2 separate regions of the Homo sapiens genome follow, and region 1 is linked to region 2. A link is an interaction called in ENCODE POLR2A ChIA-PET data of the cell type or tissue named here. Cell type or tissue: Panc1. All regions are shown on one strand. Links, peaks and the distances in the headings refer to the core of each region. The heading gives the core; the rest is flanking DNA. Region 1 overlaps LOC124903670 (a long non-coding RNA gene). Region 2 overlaps XPO6 (exportin 6).

Evidence for each region. ChIA-PET counts read pairs that join two places held together with the same protein. Peaks named below come from ENCODE experiments on the same cell type or tissue, not always from the same donor. Only the 100,000 strongest peaks of a DNase experiment are listed, where the experiment ranks them.
Region 1: POLR2A ChIA-PET joins it to region 2 with 13 read pairs; 2 of 35 experiments call an interaction of 5 or more read pairs at or near these places.

What each region holds. Positions count from the first base shown.
Region 1 is chr16:28,269,144-28,285,115 of GRCh38, reverse strand. It overlaps LOC124903670 (a long non-coding RNA gene), which reads left to right. Exons shown (of 2, transcript XR_007065033.1): 2 at 1-287. It also overlaps a transcript of SBK1 not described here. Among named protein-coding and RNA genes, the nearest start is that of SBK1, 15 kb to the left of the region's middle. RefSeq lists a silencer at 7,134-7,428. In Panc1, for the core only: a CTCF peak has its summit at 7,245 (motif pointing left); a DNase peak (open chromatin) is centred at 7,225; H3K4me3 peaks cover 823 bases.
Region 2 is chr16:28,172,453-28,188,424 of GRCh38, reverse strand. XPO6 (exportin 6) reads left to right here. Exons shown (of 24, transcript NM_015171.4): 2 at 7,394-7,484; 3 at 11,093-11,205; 4 at 12,330-12,527. It also overlaps the pseudogene LOC124900376 and the pseudogene RNY1P10. Among named protein-coding and RNA genes, the nearest start is that of XPO6, 32 kb to the left of the region's middle. RefSeq lists an enhancer at 584-753. In Panc1, for the core only: no CTCF peak of the experiment used is centred there; a DNase peak (open chromatin) is centred at 6,724.

The DNA of each region.
Region 1 (15,972 bases), core at 5,324-13,323, 94 kb before region 2:
AAATAGCCAGATGTGGTGGCACACACCTGTAGTTCCAGCTACTCAGTAGGCTGAGGCAGAAGGATTGCTGGGGCCCACAAAGTCAAGGCTGCAGTGAGCTGTGATCATGGCACTGCACTCCAGCCTGGGCAACAGAGTGAGACCCTATCTCAGAAAAGAAAAACTCTGACATAAATGTGATAAAATGTTGACACTGTTTCTATTATAGCTGTAGGTGTGTGCACAGTTTACAGTTTTGTGTAAATTCTTTCACTGTTTCCAAAATAAGTAAAAACTATTCCATGGAAGTGTTTTAAAATGGGATCTTAAAAAGAAGGAGGAGGAGAAAAAGAAGAAGGAAAAAGAAAGAAGTTTTTCACTATGTGATTCTGTTTTCTCGAACTCCTGACCTCAAGTGATCCACTCGCCATGGCCTCCCAAAGTCCTGGGATTACAGGCATGAGCCACTGCGCCCGGCCTGATTATTTCTGTTTTCTAAAGCCTGGTCTGAGAACAACTGGAAATGCCCTCCTCTCTCACACTCTGAGAAGCACTAGGATTAGGTAGCAAGTTTGGCTCCCTGGGCCCCGCCACCCTGACCTCCTGCTCACGATGGCTCTGGGTGCTGGGCTCCTTAGGACTGGGACGAGGCCATTGCCCCTGGAAGCTATGCAACAAGGATCTGATGGGTCCTGACCCCGCCCATGCCCATGGGGGTGTGTGCTGGGGGAGCAGGGGGCATCCCCTGGACTTCCCAGAAGGAGGCAGGATTCTCCGAGCTGGCTCCATCCCAGCTCCTCCACAGGCATGGGTCAGCAAAACCAGCCCCAGGAATCGGAGACATTTGGCAGGAAACAAGTGCTGTCTGGAACACATCCCTAGGGGGCTGGCTTTAATGATGTCCTAGTTTGGGTTTCCCAGAAACTGACCCTGAGACAAGGATTCTAAAGCAAGTAGTTTGTTTGGTAGGTGATCCCAGGTAGTGGAGTGGTGGGTCGGTGGGTGAGACAGGAAGACAGCGACAAGCGTCGTGTTACCAACTCAGTCACCACCGTGGGCAATGGGAGGTGAACCCCACTGAGGAGCTCACAGAGACAGCGTACAACACGCTGCTCAGGGTTACTGCATCCAAAGGCAAAGGAGCTGGGGTATTGATACTCTGCCTGTCAGTCACCGGGGAGAGCTGCTGGGGCAGTGGGGAGGAGGGGAGGCAGCACTCTGGATGCCAGCAGAGCAGGCTGAGGCCAGAGAAGACCCTGGGAAAAAGAGATGAGGATGCTGGCAGGTCGGAGTGGGGAAGGGGTGGGGAAATGACATGTCTGCCACCAATTTCTAGCACTTAGAACAGTGACCAGCTGGGTCTGGCATGATGCCCACATATTCCTCTGTTACACAGCCTCTGTCCTCTACCTGGTAACAGAACCCCCGTTTCCTCTGGGTACCCACATTCCCTGATACATCCTTCCCTACCCATTAGGGGTTCCAATGGTGGGGTTCACTTGTTCGACTGTAGGGGAGGACTTGTGACCCAGCCCCCACTGATCAGTGTATAACACCCCCATGGCCTTAGCAATTGTTTCTGAGATTGGTCTGTTCCCTGAGCCAGGCTGGTAGGATAGAAGCTGTCTTTCTATGGCGCTGAAAAGCAGTAGGATGTAAGCCTGGAGTTGCCGCAAGCAGGAAGAACCCCTCAGAGGAGGAGGCCAACACAGCAGACGGCAGAGCCAAGAGAGGTAAAGAGAGAATCCTTGTCATCGTTTGATCCCCTTGATCCAGCTATGCCTGAAACTCCGAACTTTTCAGTTACATGACCCACTCAAGTCCTTTTTGTGCTTAAGTCAGTTGGACTTTGGTCTCTGTCACATACAACCCCCCAGAAATAAAGGGTTTAAAAATGTGGGAGTATGGTCGGGCGCGGTGGCTCATACTTGTAATCCCAGCATTTTGGGAGGCCGAGGTGGGTGGATCACGAGGTCTAGAGATCAAGACCATCCTGGCCAACATGGTGAAACCCCGTCTCTACTAAAAATACAAAAATTAGCAGGGTGTGGTGGTGCACACCTGTAATCTCAGCTACTCGGGAGGCTGAGGCAGGAGAATCGCTTGAACCCGGGAGGCAGAGTTTGCAGTGAGCCGAGATCACGCCACTGCACTCCAGCCTGGCAATGGAGCGAGACTCCGTCTCTAAACAAACAAACAAACAAACAAATAAATAAATAAATAAATAAAAATGCGAGAGTAATTAAACACCGTCTCCTCTGTCCCATACAGTCACTATATTTCCTCAGCACCCCAGGGTATGCTGGGGATTCTGAGGAAGCTCAGCCTACCCCAAGCAGGGGTTTGGGTCCTTGGAGTTTAGCCCCTGCCCTCGAAGAATGGTTATTCTTGGAGCCATGTGAGGGGCTTGGTGGGTTCACAGCTGCCTGGGCTGCCATATGGGGCCCCTTTCCCTCCAAGCTCCAGGAACCTCTGGGCCAAGGCACTCCATTCATTCATTCATTCATTCACACTTGTTCCCAGGCCCCCAAAATGTGAAGACTCTGGGATAAAAGGGCTGGCTAAAAATCACAGTCTGTGCCTTCAGGAGCTCCCAGACTAGTGAGGGAGACACTGCACTAATCATGCCAACAAATGTAAAATTCCTACTGAGACCGGGGTACAGAGGAGACACAAAGTTCGGGGGCTTCCCGGAGGAAGGCATGGCCGCCCTGAGATCTGAGGGGTGACGGGAGCTGAGTGAGCTGAGAGCCAGCTGGTGCTCAGGCTCCTTCTCCCCTTCCCCTCCGTGCGAATGCCCACTCATCTCTCCCCAGAGCCCACCCGGCAGCTCAGACACCTCTTCCTCCTTTCTGCAGCCGAGATCTTGCACTCCTCAACTCCGGTAAGTCCCACCTGATGTCTAACCTGCATCCAGCTTGCTGCCTGCACAGCACACTTTCCTCGCTTGGGTCCCAGGGGAGGTGTAGGTCACTTTCACTAAGCCCCTCCCTCCAAATAGTTTTTGGGTCACCTCCCATCTCAGGGATGAGTCTAGATTTTGATTAGGCATCTGGGATATGCCAGGTACTTTCACAAGGCTAGGGTCTTCCCCCAGATGGGGAAGCTGAGGCACAGAGGACCTAGGTAATGAACCAACAAGGTCAGCTTCTTCCACCCTCAGAGGAGGAACAGGATACCTAGGCCTGAATCCTTCCAGCCCACTTTTTACCCCTTTAACCTCTCCCAGGCCATGGCTCTTCCCAGCCCGGTCCATTTGTGCCACCCCCCAGAGCCTGCCTGGGACACCCACCTGGCTGTTCCCTCCCCTTCTCCAGCTTCTCGCCCTCAGGGGGCCTCTGTTCATGCCCACCCACTTATTTAACAAGCACAGATTTGTGCCAGGCTGAGTTCTAAGCCTTTTACACAAATGAGCTCATTTAAACCTCGCTACCACCCCAAGGGTGTGGACGCTATCATCATCTGTCAGGGACACAGACAGGCTGAGGCTTTTGCTGAAGTGCGCACCCTAGCTGGGACTTGAACCCACGCAGGCTCCTGAGTCCAGGCCCTAACCACCCTGCCACCCAGCCTGTCCATCAGCTGCCAGCCTTACCTCTTCCTCCCACCCGATTCCATTTTATCCCGATTCCATCCCTCTCTCCATCCACCTCCCGTCCCCATTTCCATCCTGACTCTGGGTTGCTGCCTGGGAGGGGCACTGTCCTGGTGTCCCGGGACTCGGGGAGGGACACAGGGTGGAGGCCTGGGTGCTGGAGGGGCCCAATTCACACCTGGCTCCAATCCCAGGCTGAGGGAGGCTTGGCTGAGCTGGCCCGGAGGAGGCAGGCTGGGGTGGAGCAGGAGGGGGCTGGGAGGAGCTGGGCCTGCAAGCCCTAATTAAGTCAGTTAATTAGGAGGGGAGGAGAAGTCTTGTGGGAGTTAATGAGCTCAGCTAATTAAGTGGATCCAGGGGGATGGCTCAAATCCTAGTGGCTGGGGAGAGATGGAGGCTCAGCCAGGATGGAAGGAGGGGAATGAGATGCCAGGTGCCTCCCTGCTGTTACCAGGGTCTGTCTGAGGACACCACCAAGGTCTGAGGTCACCAAGGTCGCCACTGGGTCTAAGGCCACTGAGATCACTACCAAGACCTGTAGCTACCCCCAGAGTCTGGTTTGAACTTGTTGTCAGGAGCCAGGCGTGGGCGGCTCATGCCTGTAATCCCAGCACTTTGGGAGGCTGAGGCAGGTGGATCACCTGAGGTCAGGAGTTCGAGACCAGTCTGGCCAACATGGCAAAACACCATCTCTACCAAAAATACAAAAATTAGCTGGGTGTGGTGGCATGCGCCTATAATCCCAGTTACTCAGGAGGCTGAGCCAGGAGAATCGCTTGAATCCGGGAGGCGGAGGTTGCAGTGAGCCAAGATTATGCCACTGCACTCCAGCCTGTGTGACAGAGTGAGACCCTGTCTCAGAAATAAAATAAAATAAAATAAAATAAATGAAGTTACTGTCAGGGTCTCACAGTAGGGCCATAGAGGATATCCACACCTGGGACTGAAGTCACCACTGAGGCCCCATCCCTTGTCAGCCATCCTTAGGGGGTTAAAGCTGGACCCTCTTTGAACATTTCAAGGAATGGGGGTAGAAATTGAGTCCTGGGCTGGGCGTGGTGGCTCATGCCTGTAATTCCAGCATTTTGAGAGGCCAAGGCAGGAAGACTGCCTGAGGCCAGGAGTTCAAGACCAGGCTGGGCAACATAGTGAGATCCCATCTCTGAAACAAACAAATATATATATATATATTTTATATATATATATACATATGTACGTATATATATATTATATACATATATGTGCATATATATGTATACATATGTATGTACATATATACGTATATATACAGATATATACGTATATATGTATATATGTATATGCGTATACGTATATATACATATATGTACATATATATGTATATATACATACACACACACACACACACACACATATATATATATATATATATATATATATATATATAGTTTTTTTCAAATTAGGGAGGCATGGTGGCCAGATTGAGCCAGGAGTTTGAGGTTTCAGTGAGCTATGTTTGTGCCACTGTATTCCAGCGTGGTCAATAGAGCAAGACTCTGCTCAAAATAAATAAATAAATAAACCTAGCAATTGAGCCCCTGACTCTGGGACCCTTCAGAGCAACCATGGCAATCTCTGGCAGGTGAAGAACCATCGCTGTTGCCCACATGTCCCCCCGTGCTTCAGTTTACAAAGACGTCCTCACCCGCTGTCCCTGCTGGAAGCCGGCCGCCTCCCCATGCACAGTGGGACAACTGAGGTCCGGGGAGGAAGGGGCTCATCCCCAGCCTGCTGCCCTCAGTGCCGACCCTGGACTCAGGATCCTGGGGAGGGCAGGGGAATGTGGTCTCCAGGCCTGGCACCAGTCACCTCGAAGGCCACCAGCTGTCCCTGGGGCCCCTGGGCTTTGTCTTGCTTGTCCTGTTTCTCTCTAACCATAGGATACTAAATAACCACGGCTCCCATGATGGAGCACTGACAGTTTTCGAGGTGAAAGTAGTTGAACCTGTGCCCGTGACAGAATGCGGGACCCAGAGAAATTTAAACGTGGGGCCTCTTATTTCTGAGAGCAGAAACAAAAGCTTCTTCCTTTCTCCCTCAGTCTCTTTCTCCCAGCCTGTGATGGTGGTTTTTTTTTTTTTTTTTTTTTGGTTTTGTTTTTTAGAGACCAGATCTTGCTCTGTTGTCCCAGGCTGGAGTGCAGTGGTGCAATCATACCTCACTGCAGCCTCGAACTTTGGGGCTCAAGTGATCCTCCCACCTCAGACTCCCAAAGTGCTGGGACCACAGGCATGAGCCATAGCGCCCAGCTGTGTGATGGTGTTTTTTATTTCCTTTCCTTTTTTTTTTTTTTTTGACAGAGTCTCGCTGTGTCACCCAGCAGGCTGAAGTGCAATGGTGCCATCTTGGGGCTCTGCAACCTCCGCCTCTTGGGTTCAAGTGATTCTCCTGCCTCAGCCTCCCGCATAGCTGGGATTACAGGTGCACACCACCACATCTGGTAGAGAGCGGGTTTGACCATGTTGGTCAGGCTAGTCTTGAACTCCTGACCTCAAGTGATCCACCCGCCTTGGCCTCCCAAAGTGCTGAGATTACAGGCATGAGCCACCACGGCTGGCCCTTTTTTCCTTTCTAATGTCATGCTCCTTTGGGCACAGGGAGGTTGATGGGGCAAGTGCAGACCTCACAGGTGCCTGGACCACGTCGCTGTACACCTGACACCGATCCTGCCCTCACCCAGGCCCCTGGCTGGGGACAAACGGCAGCAGTGGTGACTGTTGTCGGGGTGAGTAGTTGGCTGAGAACCTGCCTATGGGAGGTGGTCGGAGTGTGATCATGCCTGGTATGAGGCAGGGGCTCCAAGGCCTGGGCACATGCCCCACCGGCCCATCAGACTCCCCTTACAAATTCAAAGATGAAATTATTAAGAATTTCAAACTGGGGCTGAGATCGCGCCATTGAACTCAGCCTGGGTGATGGAGTAAGACTCTGTCTCAAAATAAGATAAATAAATAAATAAAATAGAATAGAATAAAATAAAATAATAATTAAAAATTTCTCAGGCGTGGTGACACCTGCCTGTAGTCCCAGCTACTCAGAAGACTGAGGCAGGAGGATCGCTTGAGCCTGGGAGGCTGAGGATGCAGTGAGCCAGGATCAGGACACTGCACTCCAGCCTGGGTGACAGAGCAGGATCCTGCCTCTAAAACAAAGGCGGGGTGGGTGAGGTGGGGTGGGGTGAGGGAGGTGGCTGCCTCCTCTCTTTCCCTGTCCTAGACACTGCCTACCTCCCCCTGCTCTCCCCTGCCCCAAAGTCGATCTCAGTCTCTCTCCCGGGACCGGATGTGGCCTGGGGAGGGCTGGGCGGAGGAGCTGCAGGAGAAGCGGAGAGAGACGGAGGCCATGGCGAAGCCTCCCCTTCTCGCGGGGCCATTCGTTCCCCACTGGACGCTGCTCTGCCTGCGTGGCCTCGGGCATCCTCACACCACCTTAGAAGGTCGGACTTATAGCTGTGCCCATTTTATGGCTGACCAAACAGGGTCACAGAGCTTTTGTGTAACCTGGCTGAGGCCACACGGCCCGGACGTAGCGGGCCTGGGGCCAAGCCCAGGGTTCTGTGGCTAAACAAGAGACTTTGTCCGCGGAATCCGCCGCTTGCCGGCCGGTCCGCATATGTGAGCACAACACGCCCTCTAGTGGCCGTTTCGCCGTAGTGCAGGACGATCTGAGGGACCGCGGCGCGCGCTCTGTCTCTGTCTCTGTTCTATCTGGTTCTCGAGGGCAAGACCACGACATTTCCATCTTCTGATCGCCCACAACCCAGGACATGAATCCCCTCCCCAGCTGGTCCACTCGAGGTCCCCGGTCTGTGCCAGCCCCAGAGTACCTTTTAAAATTTGTATTTTGGAGAAAGGGTCTCACTGTCGCCCAGGCTGGAGTGCAGAGGTGTGATCATGGCTCACTGCAGCTTCCACCTCCTGGGCTCATGCGATCCTCTTGCCTCAGGACTACAGACGAGCACTACCATGCTCGGCTAATTTAATTTTTTGTGGAGACGGGGGTCTCACTGTATTGCTCAGGCTGGTCTCAAACTCCTGGTCTCAAGTGATCTTCCTGCCTGGGCCTCCCAAAGCACTGGGATTACAGGCGTGAGCCACCATTCCCCACCTTAGAGTGCCTTCTTGTTACTCCCCTGTTGTCTTTTTTTTTTCTCTCTCTCTCTCTCTGTCTCTATGTTTACACCGTGGTTCTCAAACTCCGGGGAGCTTTCAAAAGTCCCCACGCAGCCACACCCCAGAGCAAATGAATCCGTTTCCTCTCTCACCATCTTTAAGTTTGTGGGGTACAAACCTCAGAGAACAGAGGAGTTCTCAGCAGCCTCCAGCAGCCTCTCAGCTCCCTGACCTCCTCCCGTCCCCTTCGACCCTCTCCTCTGCAAGCCCCTTGGCCACCGCTCCCAGGCCCACACCCCAGCCTGCGTAACGACCCCACACCTCACCTGCTCTGAGTTCTCTATTTCAGGCACTCCCCCCTCTGCTCTGCCCTTCTATCCTCTTCATCGCTTGCCCTGGTACCTGCAGGCATCAGCTTCAATCCACCGCCCGGGAGCTGTGGCTCACGCCTGTAATCCCAGCACTTTGGGAGGCCGAGGCAGGCAGATCATGAGGTCAGGAGATCAAGACCATCCTGGCTAACACGGTGAAACCTTGTCTCTACTAAAAATACAAAAAATTAGCCGGGCGTGGTGGCGGGCGCCTGTAGTCCCAGCTACTTGGGAGGCTGAGGCAGGAAAATCACTTGAACCCGGGAGGCGGAGGTTGCAGTGAGCCAAGATCGCACCACTGCACTCCAGCCTGAGCAACAGAGTGAGACTCCGCCCCTAAATAAATAAATAAATACATAAATAAATAAATAAAATAAAAACTTCAATCCACCACCTGCAGCACTTTCTCACTACCCAGCAACCCCCTTCTGCCACCACCACGATGGCCTCCTGGAAAACACGCCCACTCCCATGCCCACCTGTCCTGCTATAGGACCAACCTGGCACAGCGCTAGCCAGGCATCCGCTCTCTGCCTGCACCAAGCAAGCCAACACTGCCTGGGAGGGTCACCCCGCAGCTGCCAGTGCCCCGTCTCATTCAGGGGCGCGGGTCTTGGAGAGGCACTCAGCAGAGTGCCCCCAACCTCCGCCCTCACTATGCCTCCCAGTTGCTTTTTCCTGCCCTTTCTGAGCAGCTTCTGAAACTGTAATTCGCCTGTGAGTCTCCTAGGGGTCTTGGTGAGGCCCGAGATTCCGCATTCCATCCCGCCAGCCCCCAGGGGTGCTGACGTTGCTGTCCGTGGAGCCCACTCTGTAGCAAGGTCTGGGATGACTTCCCACCTCCTCCTCTCTCCTCAAACAAACCGTGGCTCCCACTTTGCTGAGAAAACAGATGGATGAGATACATTTCCACTGCCTCCGCCATCAAACCACAACCCCTCCTCCAGCCTCCCTCCTCCTCCACTTCTTCCATCCGCTTCAGTGGCAGAAGGGCCCTTCCCCTGAGGGGCTACAGGGACCCAGTTTCTTCAGAGGTTCCCTTCTTCCCCACTCCGTCCTCCTCATTCTTTCTTTTTCTTTTTCTTTACCCTTTCCTTCCTTCCTTCGTTCCTTCCTTCCTTCCTTCCTTTTTTTTGAGACAGGGTCTTCCTCTGTCACCCAGGCCAGAGTGCTGGAGTGCAGTGGTGCAGTGATAGCTCACTGCAGCCTCTAACTCCTGGACTTAAGCGATCCTCCCACCTCAGCCTCCTGAGTAGCTGTTACTACAGGTATGCACCATGGTTGGCTAATTTTCTTATTTTTTGTAGACTCAGGGTTTCGTCATGTTGCCAAGGCTGGTCTTGAACTCCTGGGCTCAAACGATCCACCTGCCTTGGCCTCTCAAAGTGCTGGAATTACAGACATGAGCCACTGCACCGGGACCCCCTCATTCTTTTTCCAGGACTTTCTTGTGGGCACCAAGGCTCTGGCGTCTCCTCCTGACCCACGTCTTGAGCCATTTCTGGGCCCCCGAACAAAGCTTCTTGATGGAACTGGCTTCCTTCTCTCTGCTCTGCAACTTCCCAGTCTCTTTTGTTTGTTCTTATTATTTCTTCTCTTCTTATATACATATAGAAAATATACTTTTAATTTGTATTCAAGTTAGATATGCCCATTGTTTAGAATCAACGCACAGGGGCAGCCTCACCCCCATTTCTCACTTATTTTTTAAGAGATGGAGTCTCGCTCTGTCACCCAGGCTGGTGTGCATTGGTGTGATCACGGCTCACTGTAGCAATCCTCCCGCCTCAGCCTCCTGTGTAGCTGGGACCACAGGCACAAGCCCCAGTGACTGGCTAATTTGTAATTTTTTGTAGAGATGGGGGAGGGTCTCACTATATTGCCCAGGCTGGTTTCGAACTTCAGCCCTCTAGAGATCCTCCTGCCTCGGCCTCCCAAAGTGCTGGGGTTACAGCGTGAGCCACCACGCCCGGCCCCTTTTCCCACTTCATAAGGACAACCATCTCAACTCTTTTAGCTCGTGATTAGTCATTTTTACCTCCACATTTCCTACATACCATGTTTACATTGCTTCTTTTCCAGTTTTAGGCATTCCTTACCAACCTCCCACTTTGGGAGAAGAGGATTTAGCTCCTTATGTCCAACCACTCCCTCTCCCACCCACTCCCACATCCTATCCCCCCTCACATTACAGTTGCATTATAACATTGGTAAGACTGGAAATGTTTACATATTGTGGAAACGTTATTTACAGCTCTGTGTGGAACACTATGATTCCTTTCTTTTTTTTTCAATAATAGGCTTTATATTTTAGAGTAGTTTTAGGCTTACAGAACAATTGAGCAGAACGTGTTTCTTTTTATTTTTTGAGACAGAGTCTCACTCTCTCACCCAGGCTGGAGTGCAGTGGCTCGATCTCGGCTCACTGCAACCTCCGCCTCCTGGGTTCAAGCGATTCTCCTGCCTCAGCCTCCCGAATAGCTGGGATTACAGGCACCCACCACCATGCCTGGCTAATTTTTTTGTATTTTTAGTAGAGACGGGGTTTCACCATGTTGGCCAGGCTGGTCTTGGACTCCAGACCTCGGGTGCTCTGCCTTCCTCGGCATCCCAAAGTGCTGGGATTACATGTGTGAGCCATCGCACCTGGCCTGAGCAGAACGCGTTTGAATTGACCAAGAGACTTTCAGTTTTGTAGTATACTTCCTCTCCTCCCAACAAATTTCTCCTACCATTAACATCTTGTATCAGCGTGGTGCACTTGTTAAAACTGATGAACCAAGATTGATACATAGTTGCTAACTAAAGTTCATATGTTACATCATCGGGGCTCATTCTTTGTTTTGTAGAGTTCCATGGGTTTTGACAAATGTATGTTACAGGTCCACCCTCCCAGTATCATACAGAATAGTTTCACTGCCCTAAAAATCCACCATGCTGTACCTCTTCATCCCTCCCTCTCTCCCGCCAGCCCCCTGGCAACCACTGATCTTTTTATTCTCTTTAGTTTTGGTTTTTCCAGAATGTCATATCACTGGAGTCAGATAGTACTTTTCAGACTGGCTTCTTTCACGTAGCAATACACATTTAAGGTTCCTCTGTGTCTTTTGGGTGGCTTGATGGCTCATTTTATCACTGAATGTTCCATTGTATGGGTGTACCTATAGAAGGACATTGTCATTGTGGTTTCTTCCAAGTTTTGGCAATTATGAATAAAGCTGCTATAAATATTCATGTGCAGATAAGACACCAAAAACAGGCAGCAAAAACAAGAATAGACAAGTGGGGCTGGGCGCAGGGACTCTCGCCTGGAATCCCAGCACTGTGGGAGGCCAAGGTGGGTGGACTGCTTGAGCTCAGGAGTTTAAGACCAGCCTGGGTAACACGGCATAACCCCATCTCTACAAAAAAATGAAATGGACAAGTGGGACTACATCAAACTAAAAAGCTTCTGCTTAGCAAAAGAAACAATCTACACAGTGAAAAGACAACCTATGGCCGGGCATGGTGGCTCATGCCTGTAATCCCAGCACTTTGGGAGGCCGAGGCAGGCGGATCACCTGAGGTCAAGAGTTTGTTGAGACCAGCCTGGCCAAAATGGTGAAACCCCATCTCTACTAAAAATACAAAAATTAGCTGGGCATGGGGGCTCACGCCTGTAATCTCAGCTACTTGGGAGCCTGGGGCAGGAGAATTGCTTGAACCCAGGAGGCGGAAGTTGCAGTGAGCCGAGACTGCGCCATTGCACTCTAGCTTGGTCAATAAGAAAGAAACTCTGTCTCAAAAGAAAAAAAAAAAATCTGAAAGAGAGGCCAGGTGCGGTGGCTCACACCTTTAATCCAGCACTTTGGGAGTTCAAAGTGAAGGGACTGCTTGAGGCCATGAGTTCGAGACCAGCCTGGGCAACATAATGAGACCCTGTCTCTAAAAAAAGAAAAAAATAATTCTCAAAATGGTATTAGCACTCCTGTGTTCTTTACAACAATATTCACAATAGCCAAATGTAGAAATAACCCAAATGGGTTGAATGGATGAAAAAAATGTGATCTATACATGCAACAGGGACTACTACAATTAAGCCTTAAAAATATGCGATGACAGGCCAGGCATGGTGGCTCACGCCTGTAATCCCAGCACTTTGGGAGGCCGAAGTGGGTGGATCACAAGGTCAGGAGTTCGAGACCAGCCTGGCCAATATGGTGAAACCCTATCTCTACTAAAAATACAAAAATTAGCCAGGCGTGGTGGGGCATGCCTGTAGTCCCAGCTACTCAGGGGGCTGAGGCAGAAGAATCGCTTGAACCTGGGAGGCAGAGGTTGCAGTGAGCCAAGATCATGCCACTGCACTCCAGCCTGGGTGACAGAGTGAGACTCCGTCTCAAAAAAAAAAAAAAAAAAAAGAAAGAAAGAAAGAAAGAAAAAAAATATGTGACAACATAGATGAAACTCAAGGACATTATGCAAAGCAAAATAAGCCACAGAAGGACACATATCTCATAATTCCACTTATATGGGATATCTAAAGAAGTCTAATTCCTAGATTTTGGTTCTATAGTTGTCAGAGTTGCAGAAGAAATTGGGGAATAGCTCATCAGTAGGCATAAAGATTCAATAAAGCAAGATGAATAAGCTCTAAAGAGCTGCTGTGTAACTCTGTACCAGGGGCTCACACCTGGAATCCCAGCACTTTGGGAGGCTGAGGCTAGAGGACCACTTGAGCCCAGGAGTTCGAAACCAGCCTGGACAACATAGCGAAACTCTGTCCCTATAAAAAATTTAAAAATTAACTGGACATGGTGGCATGCATCTGTAGTCCCAGCTACTCTGGAGGCTGAGGATGGAGGATTGCTTGAGCCCAGGAGATGGAGGCTGCAGTGAGCTGTGATTGTACTCCAGCCTCAGTAACAGAGTAAGACCATGTCTCAAAAAAACAACCATGTATTATACATGTATTGTACATTTAAAAATATGTTAGGAGGACAAATTTCATTAAGTGTCCTTACCACAGTAAAACGAAACTAGCAAATATTCATGTGCAGGATTTTCTGTGGGCATAAATTTTCAACTTATTTGGGTAAATACCAAGGAGCACTTGATATTTTCTGCCATTCTGTGGCTTCTCTTCACATTCTCTTGGCAGAGTCTTTTGCAGGGCAGAAATTTTCATTTTAAATTTCTTTCCCTTTTCTGTTCAAAAGTTTCGGTTTTCCTGGATTTGATAACATTTTTTGGAGAGGGGAGTACTTGTTTACCTACATGTTTATATATCAGTCAACCCATATTCTCCCCTACTTGTGTAAATGTCTCCAAAATTCAAAAACATTAGGTATTCTATCAATTTCATCTCCTTGAAGAGATCTCTTCTCTTATTTGAGTGTGAACTGCGAGATTCTCTTCTCCTCTCTCTTACATTCAATTCCTGTTTCCTGGAGTCCAGATGTTACTCTCTTTTTTGGGGGTGGGGGGACGGAGTCGCATTCTGTCACCCAGCCTGGAGTGCAGTGGTGTGATCTTGGCTCACTGCAACCTCCGCCTCCCAGGTTCAAGTGATTCTCCTGTCTCAGCCTCCCAAGTAGCTGAGATTACAGGCGTGTGCCACCATGCCCAGCTAATTTTTGTATTTTTAGTAGAAATGGGGTTTCACCATGTTGGCCAGGCTGGTCTTCAACTCCCGACCTCAGGTGATCTGCCTGCTTTGGCCTCCTAAAGTGCTAAGATTACAGGTGTGAGCCACTACTCCTGGCCCAGGTCTTACTCTTTATTGTTTTTCTTGTTTACTATTTCTTGTTTTACTTGGTTTACTCCCTTATTTTAGTGGAGTACATCCTCCAGTAGCTTTCTCAAGTAAGGGTGCGTAGGCCGGGTGCAGTGGCTCACGCCTGTAATCCCAGCACTTTGGGAGGCTGAGACGGGTGGATCACAAGGTCAGGAGATCGAGACCATCCTGGCTAACATGGTGAAACCCCGTCTCTACTAAAAGTACAAAAAATTAGCCAGGCGTGGTGGCGGGCGCCTGTAGTCCCAGCTACTCGGGAGGCTGAGGCAGGAGAATGGCATGTACCCGGGAGGCGGAGCTTGCAGTGAGCGGAGAGCACGCTGTTGCACTCCAGCCTGGGCAACAGAGCAAGACTCCGTCTCAAAAAATAAATAAATAAATAAATAAATAAATAAATAAATAAATAAATAAGAAAGGGTGCATAGGAGGTAAAATTTTTGAGCTCTTGCCAATCTGAAAATATTGTTTTTTCTACTCTCACTTTATTAGTAGTTTGGCTAAGTATTGAATTCTATGCTGAGGGCTGGGCACAGTGGCTCATGCCTGTAATCCCAGCACTTTGGGAGGCTGAAATGGGAGGATCACTTGAGCCAGGAGTTCAAGACCAGCCTGGGCAACATGGTAAAACCCTGTTTCTACAAAAATTAAAAAATTGGCCGGGTGTGGTGGCACTGCCTGTGGTCCCAGGTACCCAGGAGGCTCAGATAGGAGGATCATTTGGGCTCAGGAGGTTGAGACTGCAGTGAGACATGATTGTGCCACTGCACTGTAGCCTGGGTGACAGAGCAAAACCCTGTCTTTAGTAATAATAATAATAATAATAATAATAATAATAATTCTAGGCTGAAAATAATTTTCTTTTCTACTTTTGGAAACATAGTTCCGGCAGATCGTGGTGGCTCACGCCTGTAATTCCAGCACTTTGGGAGGCCGAGGTGGGTGGATCACGAGATCAAGAGATCGAGACCATCCTGGCCAACATGGTGAAACCTCATCTCTACTAAAAATACAAAAATTATCTGGCTGTGGGGGTGTGCGCCTGTAGTCCCAGCTACTCTTGAGGCTGAGGCAGGAGAATCGCTTGAACCTGGGAGGCGGAGGTTGAGTGGAGATCACGCCACTGCACTCCAGCCTGGCGACAGAGCACAAGACTGTGTCTCAAAAAAACAAAAACAAAAATGGAAAAAACATAGTTCATTGTCTTCTCGTTTCCAGGATTGCTGTTGAGAAGTCCGATGCCATTATGATTCTTGATACTCTATACAATTTTGGAGAATTTTCTTCTTGTCCCAGTGTCTTGAAATTTACTGGCGATTGGCTTTGGCATGAGTCTATTTTTATCCTTTGTTTTTGTTTGTTTGTTTGTTTGAGACGGAGTCTTGCTCTGTCACCCAGGCTGGAGTGCAGTGGTGCAATCTTGGCTCACTGCAACCCCCACCTCCCGAGTTCAAGCGATTCTCGTGCCTCAGCCTTGAGAGTAGCTGGGACTACAGGTGCGTGCCACCACTCTCAGCTAATTTTTTTTTTTTTGTATTTTTAGTAGAGATGGGATTTTACCATACAGGCCAGGCTGGTCTCAAACTCCTGACCTCAACTGATCCTGCTGCCTCGGCCTCCCAAAGTGCTGGGATTACAGGCATGAGCCACCACACCCAGCCTATTTTTATCCTTTGGATGGTCACTCCGTGGGCTCTTTTAATCAGGAAACTCAGGCCCTTCAGTTCTAAGAAATAGTGGAAACATTTTTTTGACTATTTCCTCTCCTCTCTACTGTCTTTCTGGAGCTCCTTTGTTCAGATGTGGGATGCCTGCACTGATCCTCTAATCTTCATACCCTTTCTTTCCTATTTCCCATCTGTAGTAGTCATGGAGGTGGCTGCTTGGTTCTCCTTTCAAGAAAGAACTTGCAGGCCAGGCATGGTGGCTCACACCTGTAATCCCAGCACTTTGGGAGGCCGAGGCTGGTGAATCACCTGTGGTCGGGAATTCGAGACCAGCCTGACTAACATGGTGAAACCCCACCTCTACTAAAAAATACAAAAGTGAGCCAGGCATGGTGGCGGGCGCTTTTAATCCCAGCTACTCAGGAGGCTGAGGCAG
Region 2 (15,972 bases), core at 2,771-10,770:
GGATATTTGAATGGCACTCTGGGATACTAGTCCTCATTTTGTTGAGGTTTGGTATCTATGAGCCCATGAACCTGAATATAGGAGACCCATATGATTCACCTCCTAGTAGATTATACAAAATGAGGCTCTGGGAAAGGATGGCAAAAAGCTTAATAGAAGTGTCTTTAAAAAATAGTCATTTTTGGCTGGGCATGTTGGCCCATGCCTGTAATCCCAGAACTTTGAGAGGCATAGGTGGGAGGATTGCTTGAACCTGGGGGTTTTAAGACTAGCTTGGGCAACATAGCAAGACCCCATCTTTATTTAAAAAAAATTTAAAAAATAGTCATTATTCCCCAAGATTAATTTTGTAAAAAGGTTATGCTTAGAGGGGGTTGTTTTAGAGGCCATTAGGTAACATATTACAGATTTAATCAGGGTTTGAGGAAACCACCTTCTAGCTGCTACATCTTAGGGAAAAGCACCTTATTATCCACCTTCAGTCTCAGTGTTAGCAGTCTCCTGTTTTTCAACACAGATTGAATCTGCGTGTGAGCAGAAGTCTGCTTATGGTCAGAACCCTTAAAGGGGAAAATGTAAAGAGTCACATGTATCTTCAATTTGGAGGAATTACCAGTATTCTTGAGAAACTGAAAGTGATACCAACAGTTTTCTTGTTCCTTTTACTGTCTTGAATTTGGTCTTTAAGATAGTTGAGCCACCAGCCCATGGTAGATATTGTAGAAAATACAGACATACTAGATAGAGCATCTTTCCAGACAGTTGATGTTCTGGGTAGAGAAGCCTAATATCTATGACGTATGAACAGTGACTTTCAGCCCACACTTCATGCCTGACATTGTGTTTACTATGTATTTTACATTTTATTTAATTCTCAGAATGACCCAATATGTTAGGTACTTTTACTGTCCCCACTTGTGCACAAGAAGAAACAGTGACACATTAAATAACTAGGCCAAGGTCAAGCTGCACATTTGGATTCAAACTTGGGGAACCTGACCCTAGAGCCTGCATTTTAAAACTTTTGCCATTCTGAAATGACCAGAGAACAGCACCAAGGGCAAAATTCTGTAGTACTGATTACAAGACAAAGACACAAGATGTAAATGACCTGATCTGTACTGTAATCTGTGTAGGAAAATTCATGAAGGTTAAACTATAAATTGCAGTCTCAGAAGCAAATGCAGGATGGGGCTAGGTACTCGCTTATGAGACCATGAGTGTTCAGATTGGAGTGGCTTCCTATGGCGAGTGACATTGAATCAGGCATGCTTTCCTTCTTATCCTCCTAGTAAACTTCCTTGCTCTTCAAAACCCAAATCACCCCTTTGAAGCTTTCTTTCCTTCAGATAGAGTTAGTTTTCTCTTTGGTCTTCTGAGGCTGTTTATATGTACGCCAGGACTACAGGATGTAACTGCTAGGCCACCTTCAGTTCTTTGAAGTTAGGGACCGTCTTACTCATCATTGTATCCCAGGGGCTTAATTTAAGCAATATCAGTTACTTAGTGAGTATTGAATTCTCATTTCTCCAACAAATAGCTGAGTTGCTTAGTCACTCCAGAATTAAAGCTAGGTTTAGAATAATTGGAGCGGTGTGATGGCATGTGCCTATAGTCTCAGCTTCTCAGGAGGCTGAAGTGGGGAGGATCGCCTGAGCCCAGGGGTTTGAGGCTGCAGTGAGCTGTGATTGTTCCACTGCACTCCAGTCTGGGGTGATACAGCAACACTCTGTCTCTAAAAAAAAAAAAAAATTAGGCTGAATGCAGAGGCTCCCACCTGTGATCCCAGCATTTTGGGAGGCCAAGGTGGGAGGATCACTTGAAGTCAGGTGTTCAACCCCAACCTCGGCAACAGAGCAAGACCCAGGCTCTACAAAAATGAAAATAAAAGCCAGATGTGGTGGCATGTGCCTGTAGTCTCAGCTATTTGAAGCTGAGGCAGGAGGATTGCTTGAGCCAAGGAGTTTGAGGCCTCAGTGAACTAGGATCATGCCACTGAACTCTAGCCTGGCAACAGAGACCATGTCTTTAGCAAAAAAAAAAAAAAAAAGAATAACTGGGGCAGAAAAATCTATATTTAAGAGAATTTATCTGGCGGTAAAGTACTGTTTGGATTGGAATTGGAAAACCTGGAAACCAGGTAAAAGCAATTATAGTAACGTAGGCAGGAGATGATTAGGGCTCCGTAGAAATAGTGGTGAGGGAGAAGGTACAAACCTGCAAAAGAGTGAGAAGCAACAGTCCGCAGACCTGATGGTGTTTGCTGTGGATGGAGAATATGGGGAAGAAGCAAAGGCGATCTCAAATTATGTCACCCTTCTGCTTCTTCCAAGTTTTAATTTTTTTAGGTGATTATGGGTCTTGGTGGACTTAGTAGTCCCTTAATAAATGAGTCAATGGCATAGATCTCTGAACTGCTGACCCATGAGCAGCAAAGTAAAAGGAGCAGATAAAGTCAGGGCAGGCACAGTTGCAAGCTTATCACCTTTGCAGTTTTAACTGTTTCTGGAACAGAAAACTTGGGTTTGTTTTAGATCTATGCAGAGCTCTCCAAGAGTATATTCTGAGCCAAGCTTAATTCGTCATCCTGCCCAAGGATTTTAAGTGTATGTGCCATTTGCTATTGAGGTGAGCCAAGTAACTCTTGGGGAAGCATAGGCTTATGGGGTTGTAATACCTTGTGCTGCCATCCTGGCAGCTCTGAAGACAAGAGATGGTTCCTAGAAATCAGGAGCCTCATGCTCACACTGTTACCTGCAGGCTTATTGCCAGTCCCCAGAGCCATAGTTGTGCTGATAGAGCTAAAATACAGTTTCTAAAGAGTCTGATAACACCAACCTGGACTTTAGAAATGAGGATTTTAAAACATTAAGTGTTTAAAATTGCAGTATATATTTACACAGAAGCAGATAAATTGTAAAGTTGATCATCTTTGTGTAACTAACACTCAGATAAAGAAATAGACTATTACCAGAATCCCTCCTCCTCCAAGGTAACCACTAGTCTGATTATAACACCATAGATAAGTTTTACTTATTTAAATTATTATTATTATTATTTTTTAAGAGGCAAGGTCTTGCTCTGTTGCCCAGGCTAGAGTGCATTGGTGCAATCATACCTCACTGCAGCCTTGAACTCCTGGGCTCGAGTGATCCTCTTGCCTCAGCCCCCCAAGTAGCTGGAATTATAGATGTGGGCCACTATGCCTGGCTTTTTTTTGTTGTTGTTGTTAAAATTAATATAAAGTGAATAATGAAAGGTTGTGTTTTGGTTTCTTTCACTCTACATTGTGTTTGTGAGATTCATCTGTGTTGTTGCATGTAGCAATATTAATTCCTGTTGTCTTATAATATTCTCCTCTATCAAGAAATCACTATTCATCCATTCCAGTGGTGACGGATATTTGGGTTCTTTTGACTTTTTGGGTATTGTGTATAATAGTGCTGTGAACATTTGTGTATGTTTTCGTTTGGTATACATGTAAAAATTTCTGTTGGGTATATATCAAGGAGTAGAATTGCAGGGTCATAAGATATGCATATGTTTAGCTGTCAGTTTTCTAGAGTGGTTGTACCAGTGTATACTCCCACCAGCAGTACATGCATGTGCTGGTTGCTCAGCCTCCTCATCAACACTTATTATTGTCAGTCGTTTAAATTTTAGCCTTTCTGGTAGATGTGTAGCACTATCTTATTTTAAATTTGTATTTTCCTGATAACTAATGAGGCTGAACACTTATTTATAGGCTTTTTGAATACCCTCTTTTATAATTAATTATTTGCCTGTCCAAAAAAATTGAAGTCCTTTGTCTTTTTTTTTTTTTTTACTGATTTGTTGAAGTTATTTTATGCTCTGATATGAGTTCCCTGTTTCCATATTGCAGATAGCTCCTATTTTGTGGCTTTCTTTTACACTCTCTCCATTGTGCCATCTGATGAACATTTCAACTTACCAGTCTTTTCCTTTATGGTTAGTGGTTTATGTGTTCTGTTTAAGAAATTTTTCCCTACCCCTAGCTCGTGAAGATACTCTGTATCTACAATCCAACTGGAATTTTTGTGTGTGAATGTGTCTCACTTAGTTTTAAACTTATCTTACCTTTCCTTAGTTTGTCAAGATCTGTCTGAGGCTTAAATCCCAAGCACAAGGTAGGAGGCAGTCAGATAAATTTTCTTATTCTTCATAAATTAATGCAGCGCAGGAGATAAAGTTTTTGAATAGCCTTTGGGAATGGAAGCCTTGTCTCCCTACCACACGATGGCACTTGGATTTTGTTTTATGTTCTTTGTCCCTTTCATTACTTGAAAGTGTAATCTGCTTGGAGTATTACCTCTTCCTCACTTGCAGTTAATTCCTTAACTCACCCAATCTACTTTCTGGCTTCACCACTTGCTTGAAACAGCTGGCCAAGGTTCCGGTGGCTTTGTTGCCAAACGGGAGCCAGGGAATTCTCCAGTATCCTTGAACCAGTATCCTTGAATGTGCCTTCTATGTCTTTTCTACCTCTGTTCTGATTGTGTGATGTTAGCAAATTCTTGGCCTCCTGATTTTTCCCGCCTATACATTTTACATAGCTTCATTTTGAAATCTAGTCTGAAAAGCCCCACTAGATATGATTGGGAGAAAGCCCTTAAACCTGAGGGCATGAGTCTCTAGTTTCAAAGTAGGCCTGACCACTTTTGTTGTTTTGCTTTGGTCTGTTTTCATTTGGTATCTAAGACCAAATAAAAATGAGATCAGCCATAACTACAGATTAGATAATTCCTTATGGTTTATGTAGCAGTTTTACATGGATCGCCTGATTGGATCTCATATCACCCTGTGAGGCAGGTATTGTTGTTACAGATATAGAAATGATTAAAAATGCAAACAGCACTTATTTGTTCTTGTTGAGAAACACCTGGTAATGCCCCGGATTTGGTTTTGGAGCTTCCTTTTTCATGTAGCCATCATTTAATGGGAAAATGCATCTGGGTTTTTTTTTTTTTTTTTTTTTTAAACTAGTGAAGTGTAGTAGTGAGAACGGGGGAAAGAGTAGAACAAGGAGTTGGATCTGTAACTGACTGCAAACAGTCCAGTGAGATAACTCAGTACCTTTGGGCCAGCCCATCTGGGATTCTTAGGAGTACTTTTGTCCTTCCACTTTCTGCAGGAACTGTAACTTCTTGGGTTGGGGCAGAGAGTAAAGGGTAGATGGGACTGGGAATGGTGGCAGAGTTGGATTCTTTTTGGAGATTATCAGGAACTTTCCAGTAATCATTTATTTCTCAGATCTCTTCCTCAAGAATCTAGTACTAAATAAATGGTGGTGGTTGATTGCCTGGATGTGATAAGCTCAAGTTTGCTGCAGGATCTACTTTAAAATGATTCAACACAAGAAGTTATGGAGAGATATGATTTGCAGATGTGTCCTTAGTTTCCAGGAACACATTTTGGCTCCAGAAGAACTATTGATTTATTTTAACATGTGCTATTTTTTTTGATTCTTCTGCATCTTCCCACAGCCTTTTTATTTTAAATAGCAAATCCTTTTTTCAAATGAAATGGCACACCAGACTCGATTTATGAAACAGACTACGGCGTTCTTTTATTATGTACACTCATTTTAGAGGTTTGCATTTATAGCATTTATTTATAAAGTCAGTGAGAACAGTGAGGCTGTTTTGATCAACACAAACACTTGAAACATTTTAGAAGATTGCAGTCTTATTTTAGCTTCACTTTTCAGTTTATTTTTGGGTTTGAAAAAATAGATAGTTTTTAATAAAACAGCTTGGCTTGCAAGCCAAGGATATTTTTTAGTTAAACCGATATGGAAGTCTGAAAGAGGAGTAGGGGGCTAGGCTAATCTTTATCCTAAATACAAAGTTCAGGGAAGAAAGTCTCTCTCACTCACAAGCGCTCAAAGTATTGTACAATAATTCATCATTCAGTGTGTCGCAGTTCAGGTGTCATTGCAGAGCCATCATTCTGTGACCTCAGTGTGGGAGGAACGTGGCCCTGTGTTCTGTGTAGTGAGTGCACTTGTGTGTGTTGGTTGGTGTGCACACGCTTATGAATCAAGTCTGATTCAGCCTCTGTAATTGGTACTGAGAAGTGCTGGTTTTTCCTCAGAGATGAAAATTTGTTCCTCAGTCTTCACAAAGTCAATCACCCGACGGAGGCCGCTGGTATACTACAGTTTGACATGTGACACATTTGAGTGTGGGCTTGTTGTTTTAAAATGCAGTTTTTATAGTCAGGTCTCAGTCCATGGTTGATGGAGAGGATATGGGGAAGGGAGATAGGTGGGAAGAAAGAAGTTAAGAGATAATTAAATAATCACAACTGCTGCTGGCTCTTGATTATGTCTGGGGTAGAATTATACCAGTGATGACTCAAAAATGGTTTGGGAATGGTTACCTTTTTGCAGGCAGGTTGTGTGAAGGAGTGTTAACTCAAGGTCATTCCTGCGACTCCTACTTGAGTAAGAATAAAGGAAGTGGGTTTTGGGGCTCCATATGAACCCCAAAGGGAGGGGATGGGTACTGGGGGCCTTGAGCTGCCTCTCCTCTCATTTCCAACCTGAGCAGTTCTGCTGAGAGTCTGGCTCTCACTGTGGGCCTGTGGTTTACAGGAGCTAATTTTGAATCCCTAGTTAGCTTGGCTCTCAGCTGCACTTTAATCTCTGTTGGCTGCTCACGTGAGATTGAGAATTGACTGTATGACTCCTGGAATGCCTTCAAAAACCTCCAAGAATCCATGGCCAGTTGCAGTGAATGACTCACACTTGTAGTCCCATTGCTTTGGGTGGCTGGGATGGGAAGATCGCTTGAGCCCAGGAATTCAAGGCTGCAGTGAGCTATGATTGCACCACTATACTCCAGCCTGGGCAAACAGAGACCCTGTCTCTTAAAAAAAAAAAAACCACTCTCCCTGGTTACCCCCCAAACCCCTGAGAATCCATGAAGCTGTTTGATATAAGTGCTGTGAATCAAAATATGACAAATTATTCAGACACAGGGGAAATGTATCAGGGATGAATAGTCTATGAGGAGTTCTGGCCTTCTTGAATCTCTCTGCTCTGCCCATTCAGGAAGGGCCAGGGGCTAATTTGCTTTCAATCATTATTCCAGAGTTGAATTTTGAATTTCCCCTTTTCTTAGCATACATAATTGAAAATCAGCTGCACAGTAGCATGAATTTATAGAGGATGCAACAACAACGTTGGGTTTTGAGCCAGCTGGGAAATTCCCTTCAGTTTTTTCTGGCATATACCATGCATTTGAAGAATGTTGAACCAAGATTTTGAGGAAGTAAATTGCTCTTGCTGTTGAATGTGACCTAGAAGGAACTGAGGAACAGTGGAACTGAAGATGCAGCTTATTGATTTTTTTTCAAATTCCTTTGTTAGGCATCTGAAGAAGCCTCTCTCAGGGCATTGGAAAGTCTGATGACAGAATTTTTTCACGATTGTACAACCAATGAAAGAAAACGTGAGATAGGTAAGTGGAGCATTGACTTGTAAAGAGGAATTTATAATGAGGAGGCCCTGGTAGGGAGGAAGGAGTTGTTCGTAGCCGTGACTGGTCAAGTCTGCGTGCTTTCCACTTGAATTCTTGCTCTTTTCGCTCTGGTTCTGTTGGCTGGTGGCTGGGGAAACCCCTCCACTTGACCAAAGGAAAGAAAATCCATCACTGTGGATCTTAATTTCAGCAATGTTGTTGAACTTTCATATAAGAAGCCTGCGACTTTTTGGTGGGGGCGTCTAGGGTGGGGTGGGACAGGGTCTTGCTATGTTGCCCAGGCTGGTCTTGAACTCCTGGCCTCAAGTGATCCTTCCATCTCAGCCTCCTGAATAGCTGGGATTATAAGCGGGAGCCACTGCACCTGGATGGTTATTTAAAGAGAAACAGTAACAACTCAGGAAAGTGTCAAAATGAACATGTTTTGCTGTGCAGACGTCTGATCTGAACCTAATAGTGCCCAGAAATCCCATAACTGGTATTACTTTTGGGGGCTTCCCACTGCCTGGGCAATGTAAGATCCTGTCTCAAAAAAAAATTTTTTTGTTTTGTTTTTGAGACGGCGTCTCATTCTGTTGCCCAGGCTGGAGTTCATGGGGCGATCTCGGCTCACTGCAACCTCCGCCTCCTGGGTTCAAGCGATTCTCCTGTCTCAGCCTCCCGAGTTGCTGGGATTACAGGTGCCCACCACCACCCCCGGCTAATTTTTTGTATTTTTAGTAGAGACGGGGTTTCACCGTATTAGCCAGGTGGGTCTTGAACTGACCTCAAGAGATCTGCCCACCTCGGCCTCCCAAAGTGCTGGGATTACAGGTGTGAGCCACCGTGCCTGGCCATTAGTCTTCGATATTCTGACACTCTACTGTATTCTTTGAAGTCTTGTTTTAGATTATAATTGAAATGCTTTTGATTCTTTTAATTTTTGGTTTGTAAATCAAATATTTCTCACCTTCTATTTCATGAATTAAACGTAGAACCTTCTGAACATGTTCATATTCTAATCTGATCTTAAAAGAGATTTAAGTAGCCAAATGCTCCAGATGCCAAATTTGAGTGCAGGCTGAGGGGAATCCAGGGGTTTGTTTCTATACAGTAGGCTTGTCTTAGTTCAGTTCTCTTTGTACCTAGTCATTGTAGCTTTATTTGAGTGTGTGGACTTGGACTACTTATTGCTTCTTTTCTATGGTCTTGGGATAAACTCTAGGCTTTTCCTAGTTTGGTCAGAGAAAGGAAGGAAGCCTTTTCTTCAAAGGGCTCCACCCACCCTCCAGCAAAGGTAAATCACTAGTGCTCTAGAAATTGATAGAGCTGTTAGCAGGGACCTCGAGACCATGTGGTCATTGTAGAGTGGAGGAAACAGAAGCATCAAGGGGGAGCAGTGACTCACCTGGGGTCAGACTCAGAGTCTAGAACAGAGCCCAGAGTTCCTCAGTTCCAGTCTGGTTTGACTTCACTTTGGGGATTCACAGAAACCTTTGCTTAATTATTAGGGCAGGCTGTTAGCTTCCTTTTATGGATTTGTAATTAACTTTTATTTTTATTAAAATAATGTTTTTGACTAGGCATGGTGGCCCATGCCTGTAATCTCAGCACTTTGGGAGGTCAAGGCGGGTGGATCACTTGAGCCCAGGGGTTTGAGACCAGTCTGGGTAATATAGCAAGACTCCATCTCTACAAAAATATGTTTCCCCCCTTTTCTTATGTCTCCTCAGGAAAACAGCACCATTGAGTGCTATGGCGTCCTATAGAGAACTTCAGTCTTTGGTCATAGCATTAAGAGCTCATGGTTTCATAGCCCCACGAGCCCTCTTTGAAATGATCTAAAATTAAAAGGCTTGGATTTTTTTTTTTTTTGAAATGGTGCCTCACTCTGTCGCCAGGCTGGAGTGCAGTGGCGCAATCTTGGCTCACTGCAAGCTCTGCCTCCCGGGTTCAAGCGATTCTCCTGCCTCAGCCTCCCAAGTAGCTGGGACTAGAGGCACTTGCCACTACGCCCAGCTAATTTTTGTATTTTTAGTAGTGACGGGGTTTCGCCATGTTGGCCAGGATAGTCTCGATCTCTTGACCTCGTGATACACCCGCCTTGGCCTCCGAAAGTGCTGGGATTAACGGGCATGAGCCAATGGGCCCGGCCTTTTTTTGTTTTTTTTTTTTTGTTTTGTTTTGTTTTAAGAGATAGGATTTTGCTCTATCACTCAGGCTGGGTGTAGTGGCGTGATCATAGCTCATTGCAACCTCGGCCTCCTGGGCTAAAGCTTCAGGCACACCAAAGCATGTTCATTTTGACACTCTCCTAAGTTGTCGAGTTTTTTTTTTTCTTTAAATAGCCATCTGTGCGTGGTGTCTCATGCTTATAATCCTAGCTATTCAGGTGGCTGAGACAGGAGGATCACTTGAGGCCAGGAGTTAAAGACCAGCCTGGGCAACAGAGCAAGGTCTCCTCCTGCCTCAGCCTCTTGATTAACTAGGACTACAGGCACTTACCACCATATCTAGTTAAGTTTTTCATTGTTTTGTAGAGACAGGGTCTCAGTGTTGCCCAGGCTGGTCTTTCAACTCCTGGCCTCAAGCAGTCCTCCTGCCTCAGCTTCTCAAAGTGCTGGGATTACAGATGTGAGCCACTGTGCCTGGCCTTTCCATGGATTTTTTAATGAGACTGCGTCGTTGCATTTAGCTTAAGTTGTAGGGAACTAGCAGAGCAATGACTTGAGGATTAGAAGAAGCTGCTGTGTGTTCTGCTTTTCCAAAGGCTTTCTAGAATCTCTCAAGGTTGTGGGCCTTTGCACTTTTACCCTTTTTGGATTATATTTCATGACCAGTGCAGCAGGTCAAGGTGACTAAGGGACAGCATGTCCAGAAACATGATGGTAGCCCCGTAATGCTTGCTGCCTTGTGGGTTCTGGCTGATGCCATCAGCAGCCTCAGGAGGAGGAAAACCGTTTCTAACCAACGTGATGTGTGGACAGGGCTACTCGCCGCAACACTCGTCATCGTTGCTCTTGCCACCGGTCGATTCACTTTTTTGGTGGCAGTGTTTTAAAATAAAACCAACCCAAATGAAGAGTTAGCCGTTTTGAATTCTCTTGCATTTTTTTCCTTTCCTATCTTTGTAGAATTAGTCTTAATCTTTTCTTTTTCTGCCTTTCTAGCCGTCATTTTGTGTGTGTGAACAATGTAGGCTCCACTGAAGATTTGTAGAGGAATGGCGAGGCCCTAGAATGTAGCTCATATTCAGACGAAGTAAGTTAGCTAGCAGTTTTAAGAAGATGGAAGGGTACTCTTAGAACATTCCAGCCACACATTAGCTTAAATAAGAACTTTAGCAGTGAAAGTTTCTCTGCCTAGAGAAATATCCATAGCGAGGTTATTGGCTTTTAGGTGGCTGAAAACATTGTCAGTGTCCATGGTCACCTCAGACGCAGAAAAATATTGTATGATTTATTCTTTCTATCTTAAAGAATCCGCTGGTTTTGACATCATTTACATTATATGCAGAGAGACATGTTTAAATAATAATAAGATAGCCCAGTCTTGTCTAATTTCATGTATTTTCATAGCTTTCTTTTGTTGCCATTTAACTTTTCCAGAGGAGCTTCTTAATAACTTTGCCCAGCAAATAGGAGCCTGGAGATTCTGCCTGTACTTTCTCTCCAGCACTAGGAATGACTATGTAATGATGTACAGTTTAACAGTTTTTGAGGTAAGTTGTCAGTAATTTTATACTCTTCTGAAAAGGATTTTGTAGTTCTATTGCCATATCATTAGCACTAGACTAGAGCTGTAATGTGCTGGGAGAGGGTAGCTCAGCTCTGGGATGTCGTCCCACATACTGTCTTTATGTAGTTGTCTGGTGTTTGGGGCATCTTCCATCTTCCACACTAGAAAGGTAAGATGGATGGTTGACTTTAGGGTTAAGTAGGTAGGTCATTTGTGGTAACATGTAACTATTCCCTGCCTGTTATCATTGATAAAGGAAAGATAATTAAATAAAAACATTTTAGGAGGAGAAATAATAACCATAATACCATCATCCCCAACAACAAAAAGTTTTATTTATCACCTCTCTTCCAATCCTTGTCTTCTGTGCCCCCCTTTAAAAAGCCTAACTGTAGGCCGGGCGCAGTGGCTCATGCCTGTAATCCCAGCACTTTGGGAGGCCGAGGCGGGTGGATCAATGAGGTCAGGAGATGGAGACCATCCTGGCTAATAAGGTGAAACCCCGTCTCTACTAAAAATGCAAAAAAAAAAAAAAAAATTAGCCGGGCGTGGTGGCGGGTGCCTGTAGTCCCAGCTACTCTGGAGGCTGTGGTAGGAGAATGGCATGAACCCGGGAGGCGGAGCTTGCAGTGAGCTGAGATTGCACCACTGCACTCCAGCCTGGGCGACAGAGCGAGACTCCGTCTCAAAAAAAAAAAAAAAATCTAATTGTAATCATATTGCCCATGCTATTTTGTATTCTACTTTTCCCCACTTTATTTTATATCCCCACATGTGGTTATGACATTATTCACCAAGGCATGCTCCTGTTTTTGAACATTGAAGTTGCTTCTGTCATTATATTTTGGTGGCCATTAGAGACAGTGGTGTAAAAAAGTTTTTGCACATACAGCTTTTTGTTTCTGTTATTTGGCAGTTCTTCCTAGGAATGGGACTGTTGTGTCCTAAGATTTGAATACTTTTATTATTCTTATTGCCATATTGCCCCAAACCTTTATTTAAAGAGGGATTCTTGTTTATTGAAGTGATAATAGCTACCTGTGGGATGAAAAGCAGTTATTTTTGTGTATAGGTTGTTAACTTAAAAGATGTATATTTGTTTTTCAGAATCTGATCAATAAAATGTGGCTTGGGGTCCCATCTCAGGATAAGATGGAAATCCGTAGCTGTCTGCCCAAACTCCTTTTGGCTCACCATAAAACCTTACCTTACTTTATCCGGAACAAGCTCTGCAAAGTTATTGTTGATATTGGACGTCAGGATTGGCCCATGTTCTACCACGACTTTTTTACTAACATTTTACAGGTAAGGATATGCCTAAGGAAACTTTATCTTGTGAATAGTTTGTTTGTTGAAGTGATTATTTCCTTGTCCTGAAGAGGACTTTTAAGATTAGCAGTTTGGAACTGCAGTAGTGAGGTTATTGTAGGACTGATTATCGCATTCACTTTATATTTATAAGACATATTGTATCTTTGTGAGGTGGAGAAAGTGGGGGAGAAAAACTTAATCTCTTTTTAACCTCTTGTGCAGTTTGTTCAGCCAGTATTTGAAAGCCTGTTAGGTGCTGTACTAGGTGTTGGGGGTACAAGGGTGAGGCTTTCAGTAGTTTCGGCGTTTAGTGGGGGAAATAGCTGTGCAAACAGTGATTACTCAACAATATGGTAATTATTGTGGAAGTATATGCAGAGTGCTATGGTGGCATAGCATGTAGACTTGGTGTTGTTGGGCTGAGATGTGAGATGGTGAAGTGGCAGAGTAAGGGGCTAGATTGATGGGCAGAGGCCAGGCCAGGAAGGGTTGGGGGGTTCCATTGTGCAATTCGTAGTTTTTCCTAGGGAGCTAATGAAAAGTTTTGGGGAGGGAGAAAACATGGCTACATGTTTATGGTGGAATGATGGCTAGCTGGGGTCTGGATTGCAGAGGGGCGAGGTGAGAGGGAAAGAGGCAGGGTGTAGAGGATCTGAGCCAAAAGGAGACGACCTGGTGGGTGGAGGTGAGGCACCCAGGGGATGGGGGCAGGAGGCCAGTGACAATAGGTGAGAGGGGAGAGAAGGGAGGAATCTAGAATGACTTCCAGTTTTCTGGCTCAGATAGATTTTTCAGGCCAGGGTTGAAAGAAGGGGAATGAATTTGGGCAGAAGATGGTGAATTCAGTTTGATAGAAAATGCATTTAAAATTTGTGTGTTCCTTCTTTGTAATAACTAATGAGACATTAGGAAGTGTGGATCTGGGATCAGGATTTGGAAGTCAGAAGGGAGTAACTGGGACCTAAAAGCTACGAGGGAGATGCTGTTGCTCATTTGAATCCTGTGATCAAGTTGGAAACATTTTCATGTATTGAGCTAGTCTTGGGTATGCAGGAAGTGGGTATTATATACAGTTTATAGAAATAAAGTTCTTTGAAAATTGTTTATAGTCTCAGTGACTGTAGGATTTTCCAGAACAATATCATTTTCTAATGTTCTGCCTGCTCTTCATACAAACCATTTTAATGATGCAGCAATTCAAAAAGAATTCAGCATCCAAAGTGCTTCTCTCAGATTGTCTCTCAAAGGGGCACAAAAATTCTTCATTTAGTTTTGTTTTGTACAGTGCTTCATTTATCTAGAGATTTATTGGGTTGTTACTGCAAAGGAGATTCATGCCTTTATTCAAGTAAACTATTTGTTGAACACTAAGCACATGAGGGGATATAGTAATGAACAAAGACCAAGTCCCTGCCTTCCTGGAATTTATGATCTCAGGGCGGGGATGAGGGCATCAACGAACAATAAACAGGTACACACTTGGAGGTATTTATAAGTATGATGAGAACTCAATCCAGGGAAGGGGAAAGAAACTAGCGGGGGTTGTGTTTAGATGGGATGCTCGTAGAAGGCTTTTCTGGGGACAGACATTTGAGCAGAAACCTGAGTGGGGGTGATGGCGTGCACCACGTGGGTATCTAGGGGAACAGTATTTTGGGCAGAGAGAATAGGAAGTGCACAGGACCTGAGGAATGGCAAGCAGGCCAGTAGGCCTGGACTGGGGGGACACGAGGTGGGAGACACTTCCCTGGCGTTCTGTCCAATACACTTGCCTTCAATCCAAGTTGAGGACGGTTATGGTAACCCTCTCCAAGGCTCTCTTAAGTGGGCGTCAGGGAAGCCCACTGGAGACAGGAAAGACCAAGAGGGTTGGGAGTCTAAGTGAACCTATTCCTGGGTTGGTTAGTGGTGCGTCCTGTGACAAGAAGAGAGGGACCTTGAGACGGAGAGTCACAGGCCTGATGATAGCAGGTAAGGTGGAGCCACAGTTCCACCGCTGGGATTGGTCCCTTTGATGAAGAACAGAACGTTTCCTGGCTACATTTGAAGTATAATTATTTGTAACAAAAGATGGATTTGGAAGAGAGCACTTTTAGGTGAAGGGCTTCTGGAGGTTTAAAAAGGCTAATTGTCCACTGTTCTCCACCACCTCCCGCTTTCAACCCCTTCAGTATTGACTCCTTTAACCTCATGTAGCTTTCGTGACTTTGAAACACCATGTAGTAGAAGGAGCCAGACTGTGAGGCAGCAGGTTTGGGTTCTGCACCCAACTTTGTGTAAAGTCTTCTTTTTCTTTTCTTTTATTTTAATAAATAGAGATAGAGTCTCACTATGTTGCCTAGGCTGGTCTTGACTTCTTGGCCTCAAGTGATTTTCCTGCCATGGCCTCTCAAAGTGCTAGGATTATAGGCGTGAGCTACTGCCCCTAGCCTAAAGTCCCCTTTGATTTTAGCACCTCCTGCCACTTAGGTAAGCTTCCCTTTCTTTCTTTGTAAAATGAGAGGGTTGGACTAAGTGATCTTTGAAATCCTTTCCAGTTGTGTTATGTCCTGCTTCTTATTTATTCTTGTGAACTAGACAATGGCATATAAGCCTTGTCAAGAATGATCAGTACTCAATGATCAGTGCCCAATTGCTGACATTTCTGATAATATAGTGGAGTTATCCCTCTGTATCCGTGGGGGATTGGTTCCAGGACCTCCTTGGATATCACAATTCATGGATGTCGAAGTCCCTGATATAAAAAGGCATAGTTTGCACGTAACCTATGCACATCCTTTTGTGTAGGTTAGACCATCTCTGGATTACTTCTAATACCTAATAGAAGGTAAGTGCTCTGTAAATAGTTGTTATACTGTATTGTTTAGGAAATAATGATAAGAAAAAACTATACATGTTTACTACAGATGCAGCCATTTTTTCTTCTTTTTCCTGATTATGTTCTATCTGTGGTTGTTTGAACCCTTGGATACAGAACTCATGGATATGGAGGGCTAACTGTAAACATTTTCTTCAGGTATTGGTAAATAATGCCAAACTGGTTCTGGAATCCATTTCACCATCACTTGATCCTTTGAGTAAATCATCTCAAGGGTTTTTTTTTGGCTCATGTTGTGTTTGCAGTCTGGGGTGCATGGTTTTGTTTTTTTTAAACGCTGTGACAGTTTGTTGGGTGGTATCTATGCAGTTTTTGTTATAATTGTGGTGACCACCATAACCAGATAGAGAGGGGTTGATTTGGTAACCCAGCCTTACGTGCGGTGGGTTGGTTATACCCTTTCTAGGCTCCTGGAGAAGTAATCGAAATTGAAACCGACCGCTTTCCTTCCCACCTGCCTGCATATACGTCAGCACACACATAACACTAATGGTTCTAGAACCTGTTCTTCAAATTCCTGAAGTCTGTTGAGCAGAACCTGTGGTCACATTGTACGTGGGG